2 separate regions of the Homo sapiens genome follow, and region 2 is linked to region 1. The links are chromatin loops, found by intact Hi-C in ENCODE. Cell type or tissue: endothelial cell of umbilical vein. All regions are shown on one strand. Links, peaks and the distances in the headings refer to the core of each region. The heading gives the core; the rest is flanking DNA. Region 1 overlaps LOC100129316 (a long non-coding RNA gene). Region 2 overlaps LINC02937 (long intergenic non-protein coding RNA 2937).

Region 1 (15,193 bases), core at 3,808-11,807:
AGGAGAGAGCTAAAAGGCCAGCCCCCCAATTCCAAGCTTCAAGAATTTTGAACCCCAGGCCAGGGTTTCAGGGCAGCTGGATCACTTTCCCTGGAAGGATGCACTGTAGCAAGCTGGAGAGGCTCCCACCACCCAGGAGAGTGACTGGTGGTCTTTTAGCAGCAGAGATGGCTTGTCTGCAAACATAGTGAAAGATGCAGGTTGTTTATGTCCCTGGGGCAACCCCTGCCAACAAAGGGACAGGTGCCAGTGGAGAAGGGTCAGCCTCCTCTAGGAGAACTCTGGGAGACTTTCTGTGGGAATCCCAGGAGGCCCTCCAGGGCCATGCCTGTCTGCTCACAGCAGTGACCTTGACCAGGCAGTTCGATAACCTTCTTTCCTGAACACTCCCAAGAAAACTAGCTGATGGCCGAAGAAGCTTTGCTTCCATTCTTCTGTCTGGACTGCATTCCCATGGGCATTCTTGGAGAGGACATCCACATCCACGTTTCAACTTTGCGTGTCTCCAGCTTGCATGTTGCAGAGATTTGTAGACTCCATCTTCTACCACTGCTTTTGCCGCTACTCCTGCGGGCAGCTGCTACTGTAGGCCTGCTAGGCACTGGGTGCTTCACTTACGTGGTCTCTAATCCTCACCGCAGCTCAGCAAGGCAGGTGCGAGAGGTTCCATTTAACAGAGCAGCCAATTATTTAAGGTACCACTGGTGATCCCCGAGTCCCATCTGCCCCAGAGCTGGTGTTCTCTGTAGCCCTCCCTTGCTCAAGTGCTGCCTGCCATGTGCAGAGCATGGGTTCCCAGCTGGATGAGGCATCAGCCTGTACCTTTGGCCCCCCAGACCATGTCCTCCTGGTGTGGGTGCAGTTGGCTACACCCTTGTGCTGACCACTTGCTGTGCCAGAGGGGATTTCTGATACTGCCAAGACTTAGACAGCAACATGCCCTCCCATTATTGAACAGGGATGCTTTCTTCCAGTGTCACTCAAAGAAGCAGCAAGACTCTGTCTTAACGTGGCTTGCTGTTGCTATTATTTCCCTCGAAGCCATGAGACACTGGATGAGAGCAGCGGCTGGGCGTGTGAGTTAACATCGCATGCTTTCCTGACTCCACTGCCCCACTCATGGTAAGTGTCCAGTATGTGTTGTCCAAGGCATGATTGCATTTTTCATATCTTCCGTTTAACCTTCTTGTTGACTGTGGTACATCAATCCAGTTTGATTTTTCATTGCACACAGAGGTCATAGCATAGCTTCTTGAATTTGTCCTTCTCTGAATGGAAGCCACTTGGATCCTCCAGGTATTTCTCCAAGGGGCAGGGCTTTCAGCACAGAATCAACAGGAGAAACCATCTGGAAAGCCCAGAGGCGTGTTCGGCAGCGTGTGGGAGCAGAGCTGCAGTAAACGGTGGCTCCTTGTTCGCCCATCTCAGCTGTTCAGCTGACTTCTTGCCGTCTCCAGCTGTCTTCTCTATCTCATCCTGATGACTCCTTCCCACAACTCTTTCCCTGGCTGCCGCAACGGTCCAGCTGCAGCCTGCATTCACAGTTACTTACCTGTGGGGCTTTCTTGTTTCTGAGATGGCCGAATTGTCTTCTGAAATTTACCTCCATGACTCTGGTTATATATTTTGGTTCCTAGTGGGTGCCGACATCACAGTGGGCTGATTAGATGGTTTGCATTACTTGTTGGCAGGCCTTCGAGCCTCCTGTGCAGTTTCCCGAAAATATTCCATCTGCAGGTGGGAAGCCCAAGCCCCTGGGCAAATTATGCCATGAGTGTGTCTTGGCAGTCATTCTGGGTTCCAATGACTTGGGCCGTGGTTCAAACATTCCCTGGGGATTGTCCGGATCTGAGCTCCTGGTGGTGGGAAGCCAGCCTTTGGTGCCAGCCTGGCCCAGCACCATCTCTTGACTCCTGACCCCACCAGAGGGTGAGGACTTGGTGTGAGCAGGGACACAGCAGGTCCCAGGAAAGTCTGCTGAGTGAACGGGTGAATAAAATAGTCTCAAACCCTGTATGTTATTCCCTCCTTGCCCCTACTCAGAACTCCTCCTCACTTCCAATCGGAACTTGTCTCCTCTCTGCCAGAAGGTCAGCCCTGGTGATTCCTGGAGTTCATGCCTCCTGTCCCGCCATGGTTCTGTGGACTGCTGGCTGTTGTGGGGAGCTATCTTCCTGGTGAGCTTTGCAGGGCAGGGTCCCAGCAGGAGAGCAGAAGCAAGATGCATGGTGCAGATGAGGGATTCTTTCCAGTGGTTAGACCCTGCAGGACCATGGGGGAGCTGGGCAGAAAAGTACAAGGGGTGTTGGAGAATCTGAGAAAAGGCATCAACCAGCCTTCCTGAATCCCTGGCCTGTGGCAAGAAAGGCAAGTCAGAGCATGGGCCATGGGGCACAAAGGGGAGTAGGTGGGGTCTATGGACTGCCACCACCTCTAGCATAAAGTCCAGGCTCAATGTCTGCTGCTGGGCCTGGGGCCTCTTGTGGTCAGTGGGAAGGGTCAGGCCCAGAGGAGGGAGGGCAGCTCTGTGTTTGCTTGTCACTGTAGAGGCCATGACAACCTTCAGGGTACAAGCTGCTGCTTCACTTCCATTTTGCAAATCTCAGGCAGAACCCCTCTTTTGGCCAACTCTCTACATGGAAGAGGGTTCTGGAAAGATAATCCCAGTTACATCATGTGTGACCCAGGTTCATCATGTAATACTAACTGCCGTGGCTGGATCTCAGATTTCTTTGTGTGCCATTGAGTGTTTTACCCAGGGCAGATACAAATGAGTGATGGGGAGGAAACAGGCTAAGGGGGCAAATGCAATGCTTTTGTTGACCCAGCCTTCATTATGGGTTCACTACTGATCACCATACCAGCAAATGCTGCCTCCTGCCCCAAGGCCGTGATAAGGAGCACTTGAAAGCAGTCTGTCCATTTCCAAAATATTGTCACTTCAAGAATGATGTGTAAATGGCATCATACAGTGTGGAACCTTTTGGGATTGGCTTTTTTCACTCAGCATAATTCTCTGGAGATTCATCCAAGTTTTATGTATCAACAGTCCATTCCGTCTAATGGCTGAGTGGTGTTCCACAGTCTGGGTGTGCACACAGTGTTTAACCATTCACCTGTGAGCTGAAGGACATCTGGGTTGACGATTACACATTTTTGACTACTACAAATAAAGCTGCCATGAACATTCATGGTGCAAGTTTTTGTGTGAATGTAAGTTTTCATTTCTCCGGGATAAATGCTCAAGAACACAACTGTACGGGCGTTGCATATTTAGTTTTATGAGAAATGACTAAACTGTTTTTCGGAGTGGCTGTACCAGTTTACAGCTCACCAATACTTTATTATTCCTAAAATAAAATATTACTAAGTTAATTGTCGGGGAGGGCAGTGGTGGATGTGGCCATGAAAGGACAGCAGGAGGGATCCTTTGGGTGATGAAAATGTTCAGTATGTTTGGTATCTTGACTGTGGGGGTGAATACACCAATGTATATGTGAGAAGATCGTATAGAACTAAACACACACACACACACGAACACACACACACAAACACATACACACAGATGAGTCCTTGTGCATATATAACTGGGCAATCTGAACATGACACATGGGTTGCATCAATGTCAATACCTGGCGGTGAAATCGTATTCTAGTTTTGCCAAGATGTTACCACTGGGAAAACTGGGTAAAAGTAACTGCATGTGAATCTACAATTATCTAACAATTTAAAAAATTAATTAACAAGTGTCTAAAATACATGATATTTGTTAAAAGGCAAGCCTATGAAAAACATGATACATTATTAAGAGTTAGGCAAATGTTGTTGTTACTTGCTTTTCTGCTTTTGGGGGCCAAGTACTGGTTACTAAGATTCCTAGCCTCTTCCGAAGGCGGTCCTTCCTCCACACAACTGCAAGAAGAGGCCTTTTCAGTGTAGACCCTTACTTTACCCCTCCACCCCAGGGCCCATTTTAGGGAATAGAAAAGCAATTTGGAAGGATTAGACTGAGGGACCCGTGCCTCCAGCAGATAGGCCAGCGGAAGAGCAGTCAGTGCTGTGGGAGATGCTGCGGGGAGGAGCGTGTCTGCGAGGAAGGACTGCTGGCTTCAGCACTTCCCGATTGGAACTTCATGATGGAATCCTTGGCACACCAATGCTAAAAACCAAGTGTGAAAAAAATCACCCTAGAACCTGCTAGAGTGATACTGTGGAGGATCTGTGGGCTGCACCGCCCACAGGGACTGCCCTGTATCAGCATGGAGAACTGATATCCCATGGCAGGGCCACTGGGTAGCGGCTGCTGCTAAGTGGGGGTGCCGGATGCGTTCCTTGGTTCATCTTCCACTGATGTTTTGGAAATTGGGCTCCGTAAGAGCACCCAGAAGTGCTTATTAAGAACCACCCGTGCTCTGCTGGTTCCTGAGGTGCCAGATTCCCTCCAGGGAAATGTTGACCTTTGTGATAGACTATCTTATGACCAAAAGCTTCGCAGCATTAAAATGTGATCCATCTCATTAGGTTGTCATATGAAGCCTATAAATAACTCCAGAAATGAGATCCTGTGACAGCTATTTATTTTCACTCTTATTATTTAACATAAATATTGGCTATTTATAGCCAGGTCGTCAAGGCAGTCATTGCTTCCCCCATCTTATTATTTCTCTCACTCTGACTTGGGAAGTGGGGACTTGAACCTGGAAGAGGGAGAGAGGTCCAGTGGGGGTGGCCCCCGCTTCTTGGAACCTGGTCTCCTTAGGGACAGAAATTTTCCTACCCCATTTATACTCTGGTTATCTTGCTGAGAAGCTTATTGCGTCTTCTCCATCTTGGTATTCTTATACGTGCATGTTTTCTCTCCCAGTACGTTTGAATTTGAAAGAACCGTGAAGGCTCTGAGATTTTACCCTTCTTGCAAGCTAGCAATCATTTTCACTGGTGCTGGCAGAAGATAGGAGATTCCTGGGTCAGAGACAAAGGACAGTTTTTTACTGACAGCAGTAAGAGTAGCCAAGGTAGCTGCACTTTTGTGCTGGTTCCCTGAGCCCCAGATCCCCCAGGGCAATGTGAAGAGGGTCAGGTGATGCCTGCATGTGCATCGACCGCAGGAGAGGAAGCCTGAACTCAGGGAACCCAAAGTTTCTGTAAGCAGGTGTGAAAGGAAAATAAAAACTTGGGACCCCAATTACTCTGTCAAAGGGAAAAATTAAGCTAAAAGCTGAGTCATGCAAGAAACTGCCTTTCCTTTTGTTCCTAAGCAGACAGCTATAGACGAAAGGTAAAAATATCTCCAATGTGTTTTCCTGAATTAGCTCCTCCCTGAAATTGTGCAAGTGATGGCCTAGTCTCACCTCTACTGCTACCAAGCCATGTGGCTGTGTGTTGCAGCCATGGATAAATGACATTTGGCTCTTCCTTCAGGAAAGACATGCTGTTGGGCTGTGAGGAGCACACGTAGCTGACAGCCTCCAGCTGTGACACCTTCAGGAGCCCTTGCAGCATTTAAGCTGAGGCTGTATTTTTCTTAGGCAGCCCTCAACCAATGCCTGAAGATGACAGGGCAACAAGGCCTGGACATCTCTGCCCACTGTAGGGCTTCTCTATGTTCTCTCTGTGCTGGAGCTTCCTGTGGGCCTGGCGAAGACTTTCTCTTGGCTGCACCACCAGCTGAGGCTCTCCTACCCCATCTTTTTTCCTTCACTCTCACCTGTTAGAGGTGTCAGCCTGCACCATGGTGTGAAGGTTTTCTTTCTCTGGATATCTTGCTTTCTCTCCGCATATCTTAGGTGTTACTTCCAATAAATCTTTTGCACTTCAAACTCTGTCTTGGTGTCTGCTTTCCAAAGGACCAAACTGACACACTTGATAGAAACCACCACTCAACTGAGTGGATTAGAAGAATTAGCTAATGAACGTGAGGCAGAGCGAGGTTTCCCCTAAGACTCCCTCTGAGCTTCTGTGGGGAATCTCTGAAGTATTGCCCATCTTAGCGATATTCTAACATTGACTTCCTAGTTCCTAAGTAACCTGTTCACAACCCATCAACTTCTTCCACGAACCAGGGACAGACTGTTTGAGCCCATGTCCACAGACTTCTAGAGTTGCTTTTTGCTCTTGCTCCTTAAGGGTTCAGCTCAAGGTTGCCTCCTTGCCCAGATCCCCCAATAACTTCCTCTTTCATTACTCTAGTTTGTAAATATCCACATCCTCTGTTAGATGGTAGCTTTTATGGATGTAGGATCCACATTGTTGCCAGTGGCCAGAACAATGCACACAGTAGGTGCTACATAAAAATTTGCTAAATGAATAACAAATGACAGATGCTCCAAATGATTAATTTGCTATGTCCTGAGTCTAAAAAATGATTCCAACTGGCTCCTTATACTCCTCAATTCTTTTTGCTTACTCCTCTCTCAAATATCCTCAGGGAGTTATCCTATAAAACATTGTCATCCTTGTCTTAAAAATTAGCAGTATTACTTTGCACTCACAGTGAGTTATCAATTGTCACTCCTGCAGTGGAAGAGAATCTGAGTAACCTCCTAGTTGGTGACATTCAGGAGCTGTGGATGTCACACAACAGAATTTGTAGCCTCTGGAAAAAGGTTTATCAGCATCTATATGGGAGTCATTCCAGCCCAAACTGTGCTGAGACATGAACTTTCACGTGATCGCCTCTGGAAAAACCCACAAAGACGAGAAAGGAAGTCCTTAGCCTGAAGGACTTCCCCAGAGAAGAAACAGTTGGATTTGTTGGAACTCTATTTGTTGCTGAGATGTGAAAGTTCTTTGATCAGTCCGATGGCCATTTCTGAAACCACAGTGATCCTCCACTCCCCTGTTTTTTCCTGGAATGGGCCCTGATAATTTCAAAACATTCCTATTTTTTTCTGCAAGCCAACACCCTTCCTAAGTACACAATGTTTATGGGCAGTCAGATGGTTTGGCGTATTTCTCAAACCTCTGAGGATGGCAAGTTCAAGTTGTCTGTGCTGTTATATGGCATATCTAATAATCCACACCTCAACACTTGATTTTAAGGTTAGCAAGCCACGAGAATGCTCTTTGAATCCCCCTGCATGTTTCATCACTTCATCTCTATTTCCCTTTAACTATGGCCAGCCAAACTGTAACCTGAGATTAGGGTTGCTGTCAGAGAAAACAAAGGAAAATAAACAAACACATTGGCCCAATGCCCCATGCTACGATTTTGAAAGTCGTGGGTATGCTTGCTCAATGAAAAAATTCCCCATAACCAGTCATGACTCATTCCCACTTGCTGCTTGCATGGTTTGGGAAAATAGTCTTTACTTATTTTTTTCTATATTAACATGAAATAGCATCATTCAAGCTCATCATCAATACTTCATTTTACAAACTCCCTGACAGCCACCTTCAGCCTTTTGATCACTAATCTTGTGTTGCTTCACTACCATGATCATTACTAATGCTGAGGTGTTTGGGCTTTATTTTTCCTTTGCATTTAGTCAATTGTTTTAAATAAATAAATAATGTGATTTTACTGTATGAATTGTTTAATATTCTGCCTTTTTTCCTCAGTATTTTATTGTGAGAATTTCTCCATTGCTGCTAGATATCTTCAACATATCACTTCTATTTTTTGTAAGATATTTATTATAGTATTATACCATGGGTCATAACTTATTTGGTCATCTCTTATGTTTTGACATTTAGAGTGTTGTTAAAATTATACTGTTATAAGTAATGCTACAATGAATCTCATTTGATATAAATCTCTGTGTAGTTGTTAGGATCTTCTAGGCTTAAGCTGATAAACATCCTTTGTTGGACATCTTGTTCACATCCTTTGTAAGAGAACAAGAAATAAAGCTTTGTTGTGTTAAGCCACTGAGACTTTGGGGCTGTTTGTTATTAGCTGTATTTTGCATAGTTAGTCGGTGACCAGGCTGAAGAAGTGCCAGCATTGCCATCCTCCCTCTAGAATTGGCACAGAGAGCCCAGAGTCAATGGGAACTCACAAGTGCCAGGCTTACCATGTAGGAAACGCTTCCTTTCCACCCACAGCCCATTGGCCCATGCCAGTCACCTGGCCCCATCTACCTGTGAAGGAGGGGGGTTTGTATTTTTCTATATACCCAACACAGAAGAGAACAGGATGTGCCTGGGCAATGATAACATTCTGCCTGTATGAGGGTATGGCTTTTACTTAAGGTAGATGTCCTAGAATGGGAGTTATTGAGTTTTGCCAACTTTTTTTTTCTAAGACACACCATTTTTATAGTTCCACCAGCTTGTTTTCTGCCCTTGTAAAGCCACAAATGTTACCACTTTATACTCTTTGCTGATCTAAGAGGTAAAAAATGCTATCTCATTGTTGTTTTCATTGTTCAAATTAAATCTTAATTTAAAGTTTTGTAGATACATTATTATTTTGTAGCTACATTATCATTATTATTGAGAGGAAAGATTATTTTCAGATGTCTGTTATTCATTTGCATTTTACAGGTGTTCAGTAGAGTTATAAAACAATTACCCTGAAAATTCTCCGAGTATCTCATGCCCGTGTCACTGTTAGACCTTAAATATTTTAAAACAATCCTGGCAGCTCGGTGCGGTGGCTTATGCCTGTAATCCTAGCACTTTGAGAGGCTGAGGTGGGTGGCTTACCTGAGGCCAGGAGTTCGAGACCAGCCTGGCCAACATGGTGAAACCCCGTCTCTACTAAAAATTCAAAAATTAGTTAGGTGTGATGGCTTATGCCTGTAATACCAGCTACCCAGGAGGCTGAGGCAGGAGAATTGCTGGAACCCAGGAGGCAGAGGCTGCAGTGAGCCAAGATTGTGCCACTCCATTCCAGCCTGGACGACAGAGCAATAGAAGGAGACCCCATCTCAAAACAAACAAACTAACAAACCCTGGCAATGGTCCTAGCACCACTCACCCTTGCTCTCCCTATGGCAGTACTGGCTCTGGAGTGCAGATCTGTCTCTGGGATCTTCCTATGTCTTGTAACTTACCTTGGGTCTCAGTTCCCTCGCCTTAGCAAGGCTTTAAAAAAAAAAAACTTCTGACAAAAAACCCACTCCCTATTGTTTGGGTCCTGTGAGAAGAATGGAAAGTTCAAGAATGTCCAGAACACTTCTGCAGACAATCTGGGTTGGACGGAAAGGGAATGGTGGTTTAAAGGAGGAATTTTGTTAATACCCAATGAAAGTCCCACAGAAAAATTTAATTTTAGAAGACAATCTCAAAGAAACATTTGTGGATATATGTGGAACTCAGCATCTTCTCAGTTACGGGATTGAGCAGGCATAGCCAAGAATTTCAGAAACTAGAACTCTCAGATAGAGGTTAATTGCTAGTGAACAACTCTGTGGATGAGAGAAACTACGGAATAGACACAGACTGATCTAAAGGCCAACTAAAAAATACGTACATTGTGTTCAAGCAGCAGACATGGAATATTTGTGGCAATTAACCATGTCCTAACCAGAAAACAAGTATTTATTAAACAAAAAGTTAGTAGTTACACAGACTCAATTTTTCTGATTATAATGAACTTAAGTTAAAAAATCACTTAGTATGTACATATGCATATATATGCATACATATATTTAGAATGGAGTGATAAAACATTATATTTTAAAACTTTGGAATTAGTTTGTTCCTGCATTGCTATAAAGAAATACCTGAGACTGGGTAATTTATAAAGAAAAGGAGTTTAATTGGCTCACAGTTCCACGGCCTGTACAGAAAGCGTGATGCTGGCATCTGCCAGGCTTCTGGGGAGACCTCAGGAAACTTACAAACATGGCAGAAGGTGAGGTGAGGATCCAGCACTTCATGTGGCTGGAGCAGGAGGAAGAGAGAGACAGGAGAGGTGTTACACACCTTTAAACAACCAGACCTCACAATAACTTACTCACTATCACGAGAACAGCACTGAGGGGATGGCACTAAACCATTCATGAAGGACCACTCCCATGATCAAATCACCTCCCACCAGGCCCCACCTCCAGCAATGGGGATTACAACTGAACATGAGATTTGGGTGGGGACACAGATGCAAACCATATCAGGAATGCAGCTAAACTGGTATTTGGAAGAAAATACATATTTATTTCGGAGAAGAAGAAATGTTCAAACTTAATAGCAAAGCAGAAAACTCAGGAAGACATAAAATTTTAAAAACCAAGTAAAACTACAGAATATAGAAGGATGAAGGCACAAGAAATAAGAGGAAAATGGATGAAATAGAAAACAAGTATGAAATAGAGAGAGTCAACAAATCCAACAGCTGGTTCTTTAAGACAACAAATAAAATAGACAAATTTAGTCAACATAGATTGCAAGGGGGGAAAAGAACCCAAATTGAGAAGGCACAAATAAACCACTCTAGGAATAACCAAAGGCACAGCATGAGAGACAGAGACTAAAAGTAAGACAGCAATAAGAACAACAGCAGCAACAAAAACTACAAAAACACAGAGAGAAGACTAATCACCTCCAAAAATGTAACTCAGCAAAACTAAAAAAAAAACTAACCTGAATATATTTTAACCATTAAAGAAATGGGTTAAAAATCTGCTCTGGTTAATATCATACACAAAATGCTAGGACCAGATGTTTTCATAAGAGAATTCTACCAAACATTCAAATAACAGTTATCCCAATATCATACAGAATGTTTCAGAGAATAGAAAGGAGGGCCTGCTCTCTGACTCATTTTCTGAGGCTACTTTATTTTTTATACAAAGCAGACAGGAAAGGGAAGGTCACCTTCCTTAGAAACCCAGGCATGAAAATCCTAATAGATACTAGCAGAGTCCAGCAATTTGTAAACATAAACAGATCATGACAAATCTAAGTTATTTAAGGAATGTATTACTGGCTTTACATTTGAAAATTTATCAGTGTAATTCACCACATTAACAGTTTAAAATTCTACATCTATTTATAATACAAACTTATAGAAAATGGGGAAGAGAAACAAAGGGTTTTAACCTGGTAGAAAGCACCTACCAAATAAATGTACAGCCAGCAGCGTAAATGGTGAAACATTGCACAAATCTCTTTAAAGTCAAAAAAACTATGAATGTCTGCTATCATTCTTTTTATCCAATATTTTACTGAGCTACTGTCATAAGATATTAAAAGGAAATAAGTATAAGAATTTCCAAAGGGGAAGCAAAACTGAAATGATCCGTAGTTGGTAAGATTGTTTACATAGAAAATCCAAGGGTATCTACAGACGAATGTATAGAATCAGTGAGGATGTTTAGCTATCTCGCTGGATATGTGTAATATATATGAAAATCAATGTGCTATCCATTGCAGCAGATAACATAAAATGCAATTTAAGAAACATACCATTTATAGTGGCAACAAAAAAATATAGTAACTAGGAATATAGCTAACAAAAGCCATGAAAGGTATTTATGAAGAAAATTTCAAAATGTTATTGGATTACATAAGAGGAGTACACAAAAAATAGATGAGGCAATGAAGATGTTCATGGATGAAGAGACTCACAGCACAAAGACGTCCATTTCCTCAAATTTTTCCAAGAATTCATTGAAACTTCAAACAATGTCCAACAAATAACTTTTGGAAATGTAACAAGCTAATCAAAAACTCACATGGAAGAAGAAATGGTAAAGAATAATCAGGACTGATCAAGGTGGGAAGATTTGCTTACCATGTGTTTGGACTTCTTTAAAAAATAGATCAGAGGAACACAATAGAAAACTTAAAAATAGACTAGTACATACGTGGAAAATTAACAGGACAGAGGTGTCCTTATGAATCAATGAGAACATGACGAACAGCTTAGTCAGTACTGCTGAGGGAAGTGTTGGAAAAACAATTAGATTTTCCCCTTACACCACCACCAAACATAAGGTGGATTAAAGAACTAAAAGTGAAAAATGAAATGAAAAAAATTCGAAGTCTATATATAGGAGAAGGTATTTATAATCTAGAATTGACAAGTATTTCCCAAAACTCAAAAGGCAAAATGATAAAACAAAAACTTTATTCATTTGGCTATATTAGAGGTAAAAACAGGCATAAAATACAATATGAAAAAGGTGGAGGGCTGGGCAGGATGGCTCACACCTGTAATCTCAGCATGTCAGGAGACTGAGGTGGGAGGTCCACTTGATCCCAGGCATTCAAGGCTGCAGTGAGCTGTGATCATGCCACTGTATTCCAGCTTGAATGTCAAAGTGAGACCCCATCTCTAAAAACAAACAAACAAACAAACAAACAACCTCAATGGAAATACAAGTTTTAGTCCAGGAGATATTTGCAAACATATAACTGACCAATAATTAGCATCTAAGATATATAAAGAACTCTTTCAATTTCTAAGAAAAAACCAACAATTCAATTGAAGAATGGGCAAAAGAATATAGGCAATTCACAGGAGACATATCCCCAAAGACCAATAAACGTGAAAATCTGCTCGCTGTCACTGGTAATCAGGAAGATGAAAATTTGAAATAGCAAGTAGATTGGAAAAAGTAAAAGTTGGCAGTAATATATATGGGTGGGGACATAGGGAGTCAGGAACTATCTGACTTTGAGAGTAGGAGGGTGAATTAGAAGACCATGGTGATAGGCAATTTGGCAATATCTGGTTGGACATGCATCCCTTACTGAGAATTCCACTGCCAGGTGAAAACCTAGAGAAACTCAAACAGATGCCCAGAGAGTCATGCTCTAGAATGTTCATAACAAGGTAGATTATAATAGTAGAAAATGCATAAACAATTTAAACATACATATACAGGAGAATGTGTCAATAAATTGTAGTGAGGTCTATGTAACGTGAACTGTTTTCTTTTTTTTTTTTTTCAAAAAAACTTTTATTTTAGGTTCAGAGGTACATATGTAGTTTGTTATATAAGTAAACTTGTGTCATGGGGGTTTGTTGTACACAATATTTCATTACCCCGGTACTACGCCTAATACCCTATACTTATTTTTTCTGCTCCTGTCCCTCCTCCCATCTTCCACCCTCAAGTAGGCCCCTATGTCTGTTGTTCCCCTCTACATGTCCATGTGTTATCATGATTTAGCTCTCACTTATAAGTGAGAATATGCAATATTTGGTTTTCTGTTCCTGTGTTAGTTTGCTAAGAATAATGGCCTCCAGCTCCATCCGTGTTCCTGCAAAGAACATGATCTCATTCTTTTTATGGCTGCATAGTATTCTATGGTGAATATGTACCACATTTTCTTTATCCAGTCTACCATTGTTGGGCATTTAGGTTGATTTCATGTCTTTGCTATTGTGAATAGTGCTGCAGTGAACATACACGTGTATGTGTCTTTATGGAACTATCTGTTTTTCTATTTAGTAAAATGAATGAATTAACATTGAGAAGCCTCAGAAACGTAATGTTGATGAAAACGTGTAATTTACAAAGGGATATTTACAACATGACAACATGTATAATTTTATAAGGTAAAATATTATATATCGTTCATGGATACATAATAAAGAGTAAACATAAAAAATATGTGTGGGATATATGAACTCCATAATTAAGGTGGCAGTTACTTTAGGGTGTGGGTAGAGGGGATGTGATTGGTGAAGAGTATTCAAGAGTCTTCAACTACAATGTAAAACTTTATTTCTTATGCAATAAAAGATCTGTCGGAAGCAAATATGATGAAATCTTCAGATCTTACAAAGTTTAGTAGATTATGGATTTTGTTATATTCTTTTTCTTGTTAAGTGTGGGTACAATGCCATATAGTAAGTATCTAAAACTTACTCATTTTCTATAACTGAAACTTTGTACCTCTTGAACAGCAACACTTTCCATATCCTGCTCCCCTTACCCCTGGCAACCACCATTCCACTCTCTGTTTCTATGAGTTTAACTCATATAAGTGGAATCATGCAGTATTTGCCCTTTTGTGCCTGGCTTATCTAATTTAGCATAACATCCTCCAGGTTCATCCATGTCATCACAAATGGCAGCATCTTCTTTATTAAGGCGGAATAATATTTCTTTGTGTATATGTGTACCACATTTTCTTTATCCATTCATTTGTTGATGGACCTTTAGGTTGTTTCCAAACTGGCTGTTGTGAATAATGCCGCAACAAACTGATGGTATGGATATCTCTTTGAAATCCTGATTTCAATTCCTTTGGATATATACTCAGAAGTGGGATTGCTGAATCATATAGTAGTTCCACTTTTAGTTTTTTGAGGAACCTCCATGCTGTTTTCCATCACAGCTGCACCAATTTACATGCCCACTAACAATGTACAAGGATGTCAATTTTTTCACATCCCCACCAACACTTATCTTCTGTTTTTTTTTTTTTTGATTAAAGTCATCAGAAAATGTGTGAGGTGATATGATTGGCATTTCCCTAGTTATTCATGAGTAATGTTGAGCATCTTTTCATATACCAGTTCACTATTTGTATATTTTCTTTGGAGAAATATCTATTTAATTTTTTTGCTCATTTTAAAATTTTTTTGGGGGGTTATTGCATTGTAGGAGTTTCTTGCATATTTTGGATTTTAACCCCTTATAGATATATGGCTTGGAAATATCTTATTCTATTCCATGGTTTGCCTTTTCACTCTGCTGTTTGTCTCCTTTGCCATGTGGAAGATCTTTAGTTTCGTGTAGTCTCATTTGTCTATTTTTGCTTTTGTTGCTTGTGCTTTTGGTATCATATTAAAGTAATCACTGCCAAGACCAATGCCATGGAGCTTTTCCTGTACATTGTCTTCTAGGAGTGTTACAGTTTCAGGTCTTATGCCATCTCTTTAATCCATTTTGAGTTGATTTTTTGTATTATGTCAGATAAAGATTCGATTTTCTTCTTTTGCATGTGGATATCCAATTTTCTCAACACCATTTGTTGAGGAGACTATCTTTTTCCCATTGTGTATCCTCTGCACTCTTGTCACAGGTCAGTTGAGTGTGTATGTGTGGGTTTATTTGTGAGCTCTCTATTCTGTTCCATGGGTCTGTATGTCTTTTTTATACCAGTACCATATGTTTTAATACTATGGCTTTGTAATATATTTTGAAATCAGGAAGTATTATGAAGGCAGCTTTGTTCTTCTTTCTTAAGATTGCTTTGACTACTCAGGATTTTTCATGGATCCCATGAATTTTAGGAATGTTTTTTCTGTTTCTATAGAAAATGCCGTTGGGATTTTGACAGATTGCAT
Region 2 (15,193 bases), core at 2,912-10,911, 71 kb before region 1:
CCAATATATCTGCACCATTTTACATTCCTCCAAGCAATATATGAAGATTCCAACTTCTCCACATCCTTGCCAACACTTGTTATTTTTGTTACAGCCATCCCAGTTGGTGTGAAGTGGTATTTCATTGTGTTTTTGAATTGCATTTCCCCAATGTCTAACGATGTTAAACATCTTTTCATGAGCATATTGGATGTTTATATATCTTCTTTGGACAAAAACCTACCAAATCCTTTGCTCATTTTTAAATTGGATTTTTTGTTTATTGTTGAGTTATAGGTTTCTTTAAATATATTCTAGATACACATCATATGTGTTTCTCAAATACAGGATCACGTCCCATTCTGTGGGTTGTGGGTTGTCTTTTTATTTCCTTGTTGGTATTGCTTGCAGCACAAAAGTTGTTAATAGATCAAGTCCAATTTATCTTTTACTTGTGGTGTTGCATCTAAGAAAATACTGCCTAACCCAAGGTCCTGAAGACTTACTCCTATATTTTCTTCAGTGTTGTGGTTTAGCTCTTACATTTGTGCCCATGATCCATTTTGAGTTAATTTTTGTAAGTGTTGTGAAGTCGGAAGTCCAACTTCATTCTTTTCAGAGGGGTTATCTAGTTGTGCCAGCACCATTTGTTGAAAAGACTGTGCTTTCCCCCACTGAGTTGTCTTGATGCCCTTGTTGAAAACCAATTGACCATAAATGTAGGGTTCATTTCTGGACTCTTAATTCTGTTCTGTTAAACAATATCACTATCTTTCTGCCAGTACATGCTTTCTTGGTTACCATAGCTTTTTACTAAGTTATGAAATATTAAAGATTGTTTTGGTGATTGAAGTTTTGGCTGTAGTTTAAGAAACAGATATAGAACAATCAAATGAGCATGTTTCTCACAATTAGAGAATTAAGCAGCAATATTTCCCAAGGATATGAGATTCAGGTGATATGGTTTGGCTGTATCTCCATCCAACTCTCATCTTGAATTCCCACATGTTGTGGGAGGGACCTGGTGGGAGGTAATTGAATCATGAGGGCAAGTCTTTCCCATGCTGTTCTCATGATAGAGAATATGTCTCATGAGATCCGATGGTTTTTAAAAAGGAGCTCCCCTGCATAAGTTCTCTCTCTGTCTGCCACCATCCATGTAAGATGTGACTTGCTCCTCCTTGCCTTCGCCATGTTTGTGAGGCTTCCCCAGCCACGTGGAACTGTAAGTCCAATTAAACCTCTTTCTTTCATAAACTGCCCAGTCTTGGGCATGTCTTTATCAAGAGTGTGAAAATGGACTAATACAAGTGGGTTACTGTCTGTGTTTTCACACCAGCAGCCTCCATGGGGCAGGCTCTGTGCTGGGCATTGGAGATAAACCTGATGTATAAATTCCACATAATCACCCAGGGCTCAGGGTGTGGTGACTGCCCTCAGGTCCCACAGCTGAGACCCCGCAGAGCCAGACGTGGAAGTCCGTCTGTCTGACTCCATGCTCTATGCTGTTATTACTTATTTTCCAATAAACTAATACCCACCTGCAGGCAGCATGGGGAGAGGAAAAGCACACTGCTCCCACTCAAACAGTTAAACACTTTTTCTTGTGGTAAAACATACATAACAGGACACCTATGATTTTAATCATTTTAAGTGTACTAATCAGTGGCATTAAGTACATTCACACTGTTGTGTAACTATCCACCATCATCCATCTCTACAACTTTTCATTTCTCAAACTGAAACTCTGTTCCCATTAAACACTAACTCCTCACTCTCCCCTAGCCCCTGGCAACCCCCACTCTACTTTCTGTCTCTGTGAGTCTGACTACTCTAGGGACCTTATATAAGTGGAATCATACAGCACTTGTCCTATTGCGACTGGCTTATTTCTTTTCTCTTCTTTGTTTTTTAGATGGAGTCTCGCTCTGTTGCCCAGGCTGGAGTGCAGTGGCACGATCTCAGCTCACCACAACTTCTGCCTCCTGAGTTCAAGCGATTCTCCTGCCTCAGCCTCCCAGGTAGCTGGGACTACAGGTGTGCGCCACCATGCCTGGCTAATTTTTGTATTTTTAGTACAGACCGGGTTTCACTATGTTGGCCAGGCTTGTCTTGAACTCCTGACTTCAGGTGATCTGCCCGCCTCGGCCTTCCAACATGCTGGGATTACAGGCATGAGCCACTGCGCCCAGCCTTCAACTGGCTTATTTCAGTTAGCATAATGTCCTCAGGGTTCATCCATGTTATAGCATGTGTCAGCACTTCTTTCCTTTCCAAGGCTGAGTACGATTCAACAGTACATAAATATAAATATATATACACTATATATATATGTACACACACACACACACACACACACACACACCACATTTTGTTTGTCCACGTGTCCACTGATGAACTCTTGGGTTCTTTCCACCTTCTGCTTCTTGCAAATAATGCTGCTACGAACATGGGTGTACAAATATCAGTTCAAGTCCTGTTTTCAATTTTTGGGAAATATACCCAGAAGTCGAATTGCTGGATCATGTGAGAATTCTATGTTTAATTTTTTGACAAATGTTCACACAGCTTTAAAATGCTACTTTAAGAAACATGTTCGGAGCAGGCAATATTTTCTTTTGACTATGCACAAGAGGGGAAATTTTTGTCATCCAGAGATTGACATTTTTTCTTTTTAAAACAATAAAATTGTCATTCAAAAGCAAACCTGGTGAATAAGGTAGAGGGTGACTTTGAGAGTTGATTTGTGGCAAACATTTAGATGTGAGATTTACTTTTTGTGAAGTGCCTTCTAGTTAAGTGAGCAATATTTACTCTGTAGGGACTGATCATTCCAATACAAATATTCACCAGAGGCAAGAGTAAGAAATACTTAAGAACCAGAATAATATCTCCCTCAGGGGCTTTTAGGAGACTAGAATGAGAGGTTCATAAAATTCACCTAGCACAGCACTTGGCACAGAGCAGGCACTCTGCAAACGCTAGCTCCTTTTCTATCTTATTCCGGAGTAGAAGAGATGCAGGCCTGGGAACTGGCAGGTAGAAACCTGTTTTGTTAAAGGAAACAGGCCCAGATGCCACAGGCAATCATGAGGCTCTTTAATCCAGGTTAGATGTCAAAGGTCATGCAGCAGAGACGGTTCCATGATAAATTGCCTATATGTGTAAGACAATTTGTTAAAACCCAATAGCAATGATTACATTTGGCAACAAAATACTGTTTCCCTCCTTAAAACCCAACAGCAGGCCGGGCGCGGTGGCTCACGCTTGTAATCCCAGCACTTTGGGAGGCCGAGGCAGGCGGATCATGAGGTCAGGAGATCGAGACCACGGTGAAACCCAGTCTCTACTAAAAATACAAAAATTAGCCGGGTGTGGTGGCGGGTGCCTGTAGTCCCAGCTACTCGGAGAGGCTGAGGCAGGAGAATGGCGTGAACCTGGGAGGCGGAGCTTGCAGTGAGCCGAGATTGCGCCACTGCACTCCAGCCTGGGTGACAGAGCGAGACTCCGTCCCAAAAAAAAAAAAAAAAACAACCAATAGCAAGTATTACATTTGGCAACAAAATCCTCCTTCCCCCTCTTCCTTCCTTCCTTCCTCCTTTATGAATAATACTTATTATTATAGATACTTACTGAAAGTTTACTATGTGTATTAGTCTGTCTTCATGCTGCTGATAACGACATAACAGAGACTGAGTAATTTATAAAGAAAAAGAGGTTTAATGGACTCTCAGTTCCACGTGGCTGGGGAGGCCTCAGAATCATGGCGGAAGGCAAAAGACACGCCTTACCTGGTGGCAGGCAAGAGGGAATGAGAGCCAAGTGAAAAAAGGAAACCCCTTATAAGACCATCAGATCTTGTGAGACTTATTCACTACCAGGAGAACAGTATGAGGGAAAACTGCCCCCATGATTCAATCATCTCCCACCAGGTCCCTCCCACATTATATGGGAATTATGGGAGCTACAATGCAAGATGAGATTTGGGTGGGGACACAGCCAATCCATATCACTATGTGCCAAGCTTAGGATACAATATTGAAAAACCAAACAAAAATTTTCGCCTTTATGGAGCCTTATGTGTAGTGAACTAAACATCAGAAATAACAGAAAATTTGATTTTCTATTTGCAGATGATGTGATTACATATTTAGAAAACCTCAGGGCTTTTGCCAAAATAAATAATAGAATTAGAATATTTTAAGAGGTAGCTGGAAACAAAATCAACAGTATCTTCTCTTTTTTAGTAGCAGCTAGTTTTCTCATGGGAGTGAGATTAAAACATCTCCCCAAACCTAAAATCCCTAGAAAATAAATTTTACCAAAAAGTTCAAGACATACTCAGAGAAAGGTATAAATCTCTGTGTAGGATGTAGATCAATTCTTGAGTAAATAGAGAGCAATTCCATACTTCTGGAGGGGAATATTTAAATCTTAAAAATGTGAATAGTTGAAAAAATATATATATATTATACAAAACTGAAGTTTGTGCTTATACATTTTGAAGATATTTAACATACTGAAAACATTAATAAATTGTATATCTTTATTTTACACATGTGATGCAATATGAAATATAATGCCAATAAAATGTATTTGAGTTGAGCGGAAATTATTTTAAATTTCCTAAAGAAAAATAAATGAGTAAGAATTGCCAAGAAAACTTTAGAAAAGAAACATGGTATTGGGCAGCCTGCTCTACTTAATAGTAAAACTTATTATACTCTAAAGCTACTGTAATCAGAGTAGAATGGGTAGGAAAAAAATGAAAGAGGCCCATAGACCAGAAATAGGTCCAAATATATATGGGATTTTAATATATTTTCTTTTCTTTCTCTTTCTTCCTTTTTTCTTTCTTTCCTTTTTCTTTTCTTTCTTCCTTTCTTTCCTTCCTTCCTTTCTTCGTTCCTTCCTTGCATCCTTCCTTCCTTCCTTTTTCTTTCTTTTTCTTTCTTTTTCTTTCTCTTTCTTTCCCTTCCTTCTCCCTTCGCTCCCTTTCCTTCCTTCTCCCTTTCCCTCCCCTCCCCCCCTCCCCTCCCCTCCCTTCCCCTTCCTTTCCCTTCCCTTCCTTCTACACAGTTTTGCTCTATCACCTAAGCTGGAGTGCAGTGGTATAATCCTGGCACACTGCAACCTCCGCCTCTTGGGTTCAAGTGATTCTCGTGCCTCAGCTTCCTGAGTAGCTGGAATTACAGGTGCACACCACCACGCCTGCCTAATTTTTGTATTTTCAGTAGAGATGGGGTTTCGCCATGTTGGCCAGGCTGGTCTTGAACTCCTGGCCTCAAGTGATCCACCTGCCTCAGCTTCCCAAAGTGCTGGGATTACAAGCATGAGTTACCTTACCCGGCTGGGAATTTAATATATGTTAAAGCAACATTTTAATTGAGTGAGACACAGTCGGCCCTGCAAAAAATCCTTGCCGAATGAATGAAGGCTTGTGAGAGTTTGAGGGAAGAAAAAGGCTCTCCATGCATTGCTAGTGGGAATGCGATTGTTAAAATAGTTATGGAAAGTAATACAAGAGTATTTATTAAAATAAGAATGTTTCATCATAACAATCCTTCCTTTTAGAGACTGTTCTTCAGGAACAAAAATGCCAATAGATAAAGATATATTTATTGCTTATAATGGCAAAAAGTGGAAATGATACAAATATTCATCAAAAAAAGATTGGTCGACTAAACCAGAATACAATCATACTATAGAATATCGGAATAGAATGCAGCTCTCTAAACGTTAGGTAGAATTCTATATCTCTGTATCCAAGAAATACCCATGATGAATTGTTAAATGAAAAAGCAAGTTTCAGAATATGATAATATTTGTGATCTGAGTCCATTTCTCTGTGCGTGTAGGAGAGAGAACCACAGGCCTCTGTGGTCCGTATGTGCACGGTGAGCGTGCAGGAGGCTGCATGCCAATGCTGTCAATGGGGTGGGGATGAACTGTGGCAGGATGAGTCATTTATTGCTGTTTCCTTTATACATGTTCTTTCTTTGACTTATTACAATGAGCACGTACTACTTTCGTCATTTCATAAAATCCAGTAACAGCTTCTCTGCAAAGCCCTCCAAATAAATAAAAAGTCTGTGTCCTTCCAAGAGCGGTACTGAAGTGGTTTAAAGCTCCCCAACTCTGGCTGGCACTGGACAGGAGCCTGGGGGTTGACCGGGGGAATGGGGAGAAGGAAGATTCAGGCTCTATCCTGGTGACAAGGGAGCATACCTGAGCTTGCCTGACCCAGATGTCTTTTTCTGTAGTAACTTTTAATTTTGATATACTTTTAGACTTACAGAAAGGTTGCAAAAAAAAAAAAATCAGAGTGACTATATAACCTTCATCTATAAAAAATCAGGGGCCAACACTGGTGTAATGCTATTAACTACAGACTTCATTTAGGTTTTCCCATGTTCCTGTAACATCATTTAGCTGTCCCAGGATCCAATCCAGATCCCACAGTGCACTGAGCTCTTGCTCCTTAATATACTCCAATCTGGGATAGCTTCTCAGTCTTTCCTTGTTTCTCTTGATCTTGACACTTTTGAAGGGCACTGGTCAGTTATTTTGAAGAACGTCTTTCAATTTGGGTTTGTCTGATGTTTTCTTATGATTTGATGGAGAGTATGAGTTTTAGGCAAGAAGACCTCAGAAGTGCCTTTGTCAGTGCAGTGCAGCAGGGGCACGTGATGTAATATGTGTCATTGTTGGTTTTGTTAGCCTTGATCATTGGGTTAAGGTAGTGTCTGCTTCATTGCTTAGTGCACAAGTAGTAAATATCAATAAAAAATGTAAGACATAAGAAATACAATAAGAAATTATAAAGTAAACATAAATAAGAACTAGTTTTCCTTTTCTATTAATTTTTCCCTTTGTATGAATAGACATCTATATTTTTCACTCTGATTAATAGACATTTTGTGGGGAGATACTTTGGCACTAGGCAAATATCCCTTTTATCCACAAACATTTGGCAGACTTTGCCTGCAACCACCATTACTGTGGTGTTCACCAAATGATGATTTTGTATTTTCCTTATTCTTTCTGCATTTGTTAGTAGAATTCTTCCATATGACCTCTCTCTCCTCCCCCATTTACTTACCCATTTTATTCTGTTATTTATTCTACTCGTATGGACTCAAGATATTTATTTTATTCTATGTGACAAAGACATCTTATGACCAGTTTAAGTAAGGGACTTATGGACTATCTTCAATTGTCTCTCTGTGTGTGTATGAGTGTGTGTATAAGAGAGAGAATATGTAAATGGCATTTATGCAAGGTTTTATAGGGACACATCTCATTGTGATGAAAATACAGAACTTGCTTTCAAAATCAAAAGAATAGCTTTAAAATTGTGAAAAACTCTATCATAATAGGGGGTATTTTGACATATATGATTATATCCCATTAACCTAAGAGATCTGAGGTTACAGGAAAATAAATGTGTAACTGGACTCGATGCTGAAGGGCTTAGGAAAGCCCTGAAAGGAACAAATTGGTTTAGAAGGCACTTCCTGAGCAGAAAACAACCAGGAACATAGAAAAAGTGAAGAGCGAGCTTGATCCTGCTCATAGCCCCGTGCTGTGCTATGGTCCTGGGGCCTAGTTCACAGGGTAAATTCTGGGGTCAGGCTGGTGAGTGCCTCTCCTCTGGTGCCTTAACCTCCTCCTCTGTAAGATGGCAAGCATAGTATGATCTACTGCATGGGGTGTTGTGAGACCGGATGGGAATTATTGCCTACAAGGTACTTACAAGAGCTCCTGGCACATGGCCGGTGCCCAGTGCCAGTAGCTGCTAGTTTTTTTTTTTTTTTTTGAGATGGAGTCTCACTCTGTTGCCCAGGCTGGAGTGCAGTGGCTCTATTTCGGCTCGCTTCAACCTCCGCCTCCCGGGTTCAAGTGATTCTCCTGCCTCAGACTCCTGAGTAGTTGGGATTACAGGTGTGCACAACCACCCCCACTAAAATTTTTGTATTTTTAGTAGAGATGGGGTTTCACCATTTGGCCAGGCTGGTCTCGAACTCCTTTTAATACCCTGCCATACATCCTTGCTCACTTGAAGTGGCTTGAGTGAGTTCTGTTCTTTGCAAGTGAGCACAGACAGGTCATGATAGACTTGGAAACTTCTCTTGGCATTAGCTACATATCTGCATACCAGCTGTACAGTTTCATTAAAATACTGACAAGACGATGGCATTGCATGTAGACCTGCTTATTTTGTATGATGATCTTGGTTCCACTTACAATGAAAATATGCCTCCTTTGTGGCTGGGTGTGGTGGCTCACTTCTGTAATCCCAGCACTTTGGGAGGCTGAGGCAGGCAGATCACGAGGTCAAGAGATCAAGACCATCCTGGCCAACATGGTGAAACCCGTCTCTATTAAAAATATAAAAATTAGCTGGGCGTGGTGGCGGGCGCCTGTAGTCCCAGCTACTCGGGAGGCTGAGGCAGGAGAATCGCTTGAACCCAGGAGGTGGAGGTTGCAGTGAGTCGAGATCGTGCCATTGCACTCCAGCCTGGGCAACAGAGCGAGACACTGTCTCCAAAAAAAAAGAAAAGAAAAGAAAAAAGAAAATATGCCTCCTTTGCTGATAAACAGATAATAAATGTAGTACTCAAATTTCTGTCTAACTTTCTATAGGCAGCTTCTCCAATTCCAGAGAGTACTGAATATTAGGCCATAATTGGATTTTACAATAATTGGATTTTACAATAATTTTGGAGGAAAGAAGAGCTCAGGGAAGAGCCCATAACTCATGCCAACTTGGAAAATGGATGAAATAGATGGAAAGAAAGTTGATTATAACTTTAAAAGGACATTAATATTATGCAAGATGTTTAAAGGGCAATTGCCTCTATAGATTATGAAGCAATTTAGGAAACAGATCCACAAGTATTTTAGAAATACATTTTTTCTTTAAGAAGAAATTATTAACTATGCCTCGCTCCCCCTCTGGTTGTCAGTCACTTAACTGAGTTGTCTCAATATTTTATTTAAATGTGATCCCCATTTGTCAGACTTGAGTGTTTCAAGAATTGTGTTGTGGAGTCTCTTGAGAGAGAAGCCCATTCTAAATGGTCCCACTAATGTAATATTTATGCTAATGCAAATGCTATAAAGACAGTTGGAACATCCCTTTGGACACTGTGTGAATGAGTATCAGCATAGCTGTACCTGACAGTGATTTTTGTAAACTGAGAAACTCTGTGAGACCTAGGTAGGGCTGAAGGAATGAGATGCATAGATTTACACTCTGACATCATGTGTTATCCCCCAAAACATATATAAACACACACAATTATGCACATTTGCATACACCCTTACACACTTACATCCACAAAGATATATACCATTCATGTATACATACACACACAAGCACGTATACATGGAAAAACACGAACATACACATGTATATACATTCACATTTATATACATCCACATACATACCCACAAACATGTACATGCACACACTCATATAAGCATATATAGTCATGCATTGCTTAACGATGTGGATCTGCCTAAGAAATGCATCATTAGGTGATTGTGTCCTTGTGCGAACATCATAGTGTACTCACACAAACCTAGCTGCATACACACTTAGGCTGTCTAATATAGCCTATTGCTCCTAGACTATAAACCTGTTCGGCATGTTACTTTATTGAAAATTGTAGGCAACTGTAATACAATAGCAAGTATTTGTATATTGAAACAATATAAACATAGAAAAGGTACAGTAAAAATACAGTCTAAAAAATAAAAAATGGTACACCTGTATAGGACACTCACCATGAATGGAGCTGGCAGGGTTGCAAGTTGCTCTGGGTGAGTCAGTGAGTGGGGGTGAATGTGAAGGCCTAGGACATTACTGTATACTCAAGCAGACATTATAAATACTGTACACTTAGACTACACTAAGTTTATTAAAAATTTTCTTTCTTTAATAATTAATTAACCTTAGCCTACCATAACATTTTTACTGTCTAAACTTAAATTTTTTTAAAAAACATTTTTACTCTTTTATAATAATTCTTTGCTTAAGACACAAACACATTGTATAGCTGGACAAAAATATTTTCTTTCTATCCCTATTCTATAAGCTTTTTTCTATTTTAAAATGTTTAATTTTTTAAACCGTTTGAATTGTTTTGTGAAAAAAAAAAAAAAAACCAAGACACAAACACATACATTAGCCGAGGCCTCCACAGGGTCAGTATCATCCATATCACTGTCTTCCACCTCCACTTCTTGTCCCACTGGAAGGTCTTCAGGGACAGTAACACGCATGGAGCTGTCATCTGTGCGCATGGAGCTGTCATCTGTGATAACAATGCCTTTTTCTGGAGTCCCTCCTGCAGGACCTGCCTGAGGCTCTTCTTGAGGAGATGTCACTCTTTTCAGAAACACGATCATGATGGTTTGCTTGGTTTGTTTCTTCTTTTCATCACAGATTTGCGTCAGCAATGCGTTGGTCACTAGATGATAGGAATTTTTCAGCTGCACTGTAACCTAAGGGACCACCGGACCCTATGTGGTCCAGTGTTGACCCAGACGTCACTATGCGGCACTTGACTGCACACACATAAAGCATGAACACACACATCGCATTGCCTAGTTTGACCTGGGTGCCTGTATTTTTTGTATCTGTAGACAGCAGCATTTTAAGATTTATGTTTACATCAGTACTTAGGCTGTTCCTGGTGACTCCTGATGATGCAAGCATCCAAACTTCATCCTGGAATGTGCAGCTGGTGGTGAGGACAGGCACCTCAGGGGTTGCAGTGAGAGCAGCGGTTGCAGCCTACAGAGTGCTCATAGGGTGCCAACCCTGGCCTTGAGCACCATGCATGTGATTTACTTGTTACAATGGAACCATGAAGCAGACATGGCTATTTCACCATCTCATGGTTAAGGACATGCAGTCTGCAGAGTCTCAATAGTTTGCCCTGGGTCACACATGGAGAGTGGACATTGGCTCCAAACCCCTAATCCACTTATCCAGGCCACCTTGGCACCCTGACCCCTTAGAACCTGGGGCTTTCTGCTTAAAGCCCATAAACAGATCGCAGTTCCCATGGGGCCTGAGCCACAGGTACAAGGGCCCCTGGTTCTATCACTTACTTTTGGTAAATTCTCCACTTTAAACAAGAGCTGCCTGGTATGTACCTAGGAGACCACATTTTTATTTGAGGAAAATATTACTGGAAATTGGGGCAAGGTTGCTCAATGGAATAAAGGGTGCCCACTTTGTGTGTGTTTTGTGGTGGTGTTTTGTTTTGTTTTGTTTTTGAGACAGAGTCTCACTCTGTCGCCCAGGCTGTAGTGCAGTGGCACCATCTAGGCTAATTGCAACTTCCACCTCCCAGTTCAAGTGATTCTCCTGCCTCTTTTTGTATTTTTAGTAGAGACAGGGTTTTACCATGTTGGCGAGTCTTGTCTCAAACTCCTGGCCTCAAGTGATCTGCCCACCTCACCTCCCAAAGTGTTGGAATTACAGGCGTGAGCCACCGCGCCAAGCCTTAAGTATGCCCTCTTTGGGTGGCAGGGCAAACCTAAATTGAAGAGCTACTGGATGCCAAGCCTGGCCTGTCTCCAGTGTGATGTATATTTGTGCTTTGCTCTCTGTTTAGGCTGGGGATCTGCTTAGAAGAAAGTGCATATTTTAAATGGTACCAGAAACAGAGAACATAAAACATAGCCAGGGGAGGAAAAAAACCCACAGAACAGGAATCAGCCTATTCCTAAGCCCAAATGGAATCACTTGAAAACTGTTACTGCTCTATACATTTCTAAAGAGTGAATTATTGATTTTTCTGTTAAAAAAGTTGTATATGGAATTATGATGACTGACTGAACTCATGTATCTACCATCATTTCAACCCCAATTCCCACAAAATGACAAGAAAAGAAAATTTTAAAATAAAATCCTTAGTGATGCAGGAAAATAAAAGAGTGCCATGGGGTAAGAGAGATCTTGAACAGTTTCTGAAAGACAGAACGCAAACAGGATGAACTCCCATGAAAAATAAAGCCAGAGCAAAATGAATACTGGAGAAAACAATGTGAGGCAGGAGGGTTTGGGGAGATCAGGCCCAAGGTCAGTGAAATGCAAAACTATAGCAGACAAACAACAGACATTGTTAGGCACCAAGAACTCAGAAAATGTACCACTGATGGACCGTCTATGATGGATTTTTTTTTAAAGAAATGTGCGTGAGCAAAACAAAAATAAATACAAAGGAAACATGAAGACTACACCAGAAGCGGTGAGCAAATAAACTTGAAAACGAGTAAACATGCCTAATGATCACAAGATGGCTGCCATAGCTCTAGATCTTATGCTCTTACATCAGTGTCCTATGCAGGAGCAAAATGTCAGCAAGGCCTCTGTTAAGAAATGCTGGCTTAGATTTAATCATCATTTGTCTCCTAGCATGGGCATATTGCTACCCCTGAAAAAAATATCAGGGTGTATGGGCAAATAAAGTGGAGTGGAATAACTGCTGGGTGGGCAGTTTGACAAGGGAGACAAAAAAAAAAAAAAAAGGATGTAGAAGAGTAGAATAGCATAATTAACAAGCTTAACTATAAATGTATATAAATCTATACATACAGACACATTTCTCTTATGCCAACAAAGACCATACCCTCTTCTCAAACACAAACAGAATATCCACAAAAATTGTTGCTAAGGTAGAACACAGAGAACATCTTAAGAAATTCCAAAATCAAAAAATCAGATAAGCCACCTTTTCTGAACAGACTGCAGAAAAAGTAAGCATTAATATCAAAAGGCTGGCAAAATGGTTCTATTTCAATATTTTAAAACACCCCTTAAGATAAAAAAGAAAATAAAAACTAAATAACTGCAGTTAGTTATGGATTGAAAAATGAATGTCCATGAGAGTACCACGTCATGAAAGACATGGACAAAGCAGTCATCAGAGGAAAATTTGTAGCTCTCAATCCTGGTGCTAGAAAACAAGAGAGGCAGAAAAAAATAATAAAATAAGTGCAAAGATAGCAAAAGTAAGAAAATAATAAAAATAAAAGTAAACATCAGTGAAAGAGAGTATAAACAAGCAGAATGGTAGTGCTTTGAAAATAAAAAATAATTTAAATAAATTTCTGGCCATTCTGAACAAGTAAAAAACAAAAACAGTAAGCAGACCCAGGCATAAATGAAAGCATTTGAAGTGAAAAGGTGTCCAAAATTGAAGTTATAAAAAGATTAGAACTGAATACAGCTCTATGTCAATATTTTTGAGACTTTAGATGAAAGTAATGCTAATCCAGGAAAATATAAATTACAGTAGAATCCCTCTTATCCAACACAGTCCAGGCCAATAATCAGTTGGTTAAGTGAAAAAAGTGTTTAAAGTGAAGAATTATAAAGAAAGTCATTATGGATCTCAAACTTTTACTTTAATTGAAACCATAAAAACATATATTCACTCACCAATGTTTTATGCAGGGTTAATGCCTTCTCTTTAAAATTGGACTTCTGATTGGATTTCTACCTCATTTTTCTTATGTAAACACTTATAGTTCACTTTTGATATTTATGGGTTTTGATTTTTGAAACAAAGGGAAAATGTTAAAACATATACTGTTCAGTAATGCCACCTAATCCATGCGGGATATGTCCCAGGACCCCTAGTGGATGCTTGAAACCACAGATACCAAACATGATTACTGTCAGTCGGAACATTTTTTTTTTTTTTGGAGACAGAGTCTTGCTCTGTTGCCCAGGCTGGAGTGCAGTGGCGCCATCTCGGCTCACTGCCAGCTCCGCCTCCTGGGTTCACGCCATTCTCCTGCCTCAGCCTCCCAAGAAGCTGGGACTACAGGCGCCCGCCACCAAGTCCAGCTAATTTTTTGTATTTTTAGTAGAGACGGGGTTTCACCATGTTAGCCAGGATGGTCTCGATCTCCTGACCTCCTGATCTGCCCACCTTGGCCTAGTCAGAACACATTTTTGTTTAAGTCTTCCATCCACAGATGTAATGCCTTTCCCACCTTAACTAAATACTTATCAACACTGCGGCCATAACTTTTGCAGCTGGAGGTATGACAGCAAAAGTAGCACAAATTTCTTTTTCCCTCTTTACAATTTTACAGATAGCAGGTTCATTCTTACCGCAGATCTTAGCAACATAAGCATAGTATTTGTTAACCTTATTAAGTTGAGAACTTTCACCTTTTCACTTAAAGGAAGCACTTTATGGCTTCTCTTTGGCATATTTGAGTTGTCAGCATCACTACTCTTGCCCTCTGGGGTCACTATTAACCAAAATAAGAGTAACTTGAACACAGGGCACTGTGATGCTGATACCATGACAGTCAATCTGCTAAACAAGATGGCTACTAGGTGACCAACAGGTGGGGAGTATCTACAGCTGGATAAAAGATTATTTAAATCCTGGGCCGGATGGAGTGGGACAGCAAGAGAATTCATCATGCCACTTAGAACAGTCTGCAACTTAGAATTTATAAATTGTTTACTTCTGGAATTTTCCACTTAATATTCTTGGACCATGGTTGACTTTGGGTAATGGAAACTGAGGAAAGGGAAACGTCAGATAAAGGGGGCACAATTGTACTCCAATTGTGGAATTCTTGTAAATCAGAGCTTCTCAAACTTCAATGTGCAAACAAGTGTCTTGGGGATCTTGTTAAAATGCAGAGTCTGACTCAGTAGGTGTGGGTGGGGTTCTGAGATTTGGCATTTCTAACAGGCTTCCAGGTGATACTGGTGCATGGGCCACACTTTGAGTAATAAGGATATAAATTCCTGCATCCACCCATTGTTTCCAGTTGTATTAGAACATTTAAGTACCAATCATTTATCTAAGTGACTCAATTATATCTAGTCCTCCTAAAGTATTCAACTTAGTCTTCATGAAAATGAAAACTCTTTTTTTTGGCAACTATTCCATTGGTCTATATAATGTTAAATTAAATAAAATAATTATACAGGTATACTTGTAAATAAATTTGAGAGCAAACACAGCTGAAAGCTGTAAGCATTCATCTTAAATCATGGAAGCAGAGGGTAGAATTATAACAGAAAGTAACCTATAGGCCTACCAAAGTATCCAGCTTGTTGTGAGAATCCTCCCTTCAAAAACACTTTACCCTGTCCCTGAAAAAGTCCCAGACCCAGAGGTTATAGGTAGGTTTTACCAAATTTGCAAGGAATAAGTATTCC

What was found. Hi-C counts contacts between places; a loop is a spot of excess contacts. Peaks named below come from ENCODE experiments on the same cell type or tissue, not always from the same donor. Only the 100,000 strongest peaks of a DNase experiment are listed, where the experiment ranks them.
Region 2: a loop joins it to region 1, with 4 times the contacts of the local background. A loop is called at or near these places in 2 of 110 quality-filtered maps.

What each region holds. Positions count from the first base shown.
Region 1 is chr9:91,052,658-91,067,850 of GRCh38, reverse strand. It overlaps LOC100129316 (a long non-coding RNA gene), which reads left to right. Exons shown (of 4, transcript NR_033912.1): 3 at 975-1,122; 4 at 1,235-4,557. Among named protein-coding and RNA genes, the nearest start is that of LINC00484, 59 kb to the left of the region's middle. In endothelial cell of umbilical vein, for the core only: no CTCF peak of the experiment used is centred there; DNase peaks (open chromatin) are centred at 6,670, 7,190, 10,750, 11,710 and 1 weaker place; H3K27ac peaks cover 4,529 bases.
Region 2 is chr9:91,122,465-91,137,657 of GRCh38, reverse strand. All of the region lies in intron 1 of LINC02937 (long intergenic non-protein coding RNA 2937), which reads left to right. The region is part of intron 2 of LINC00484 (long intergenic non-protein coding RNA 484); the gene reads right to left. Among named protein-coding and RNA genes, the nearest start is that of LINC00484, 11 kb to the right of the region's middle. In endothelial cell of umbilical vein, for the core only: no CTCF peak of the experiment used is centred there; a DNase peak (open chromatin) is centred at 5,937; H3K27ac peaks cover 304 bases.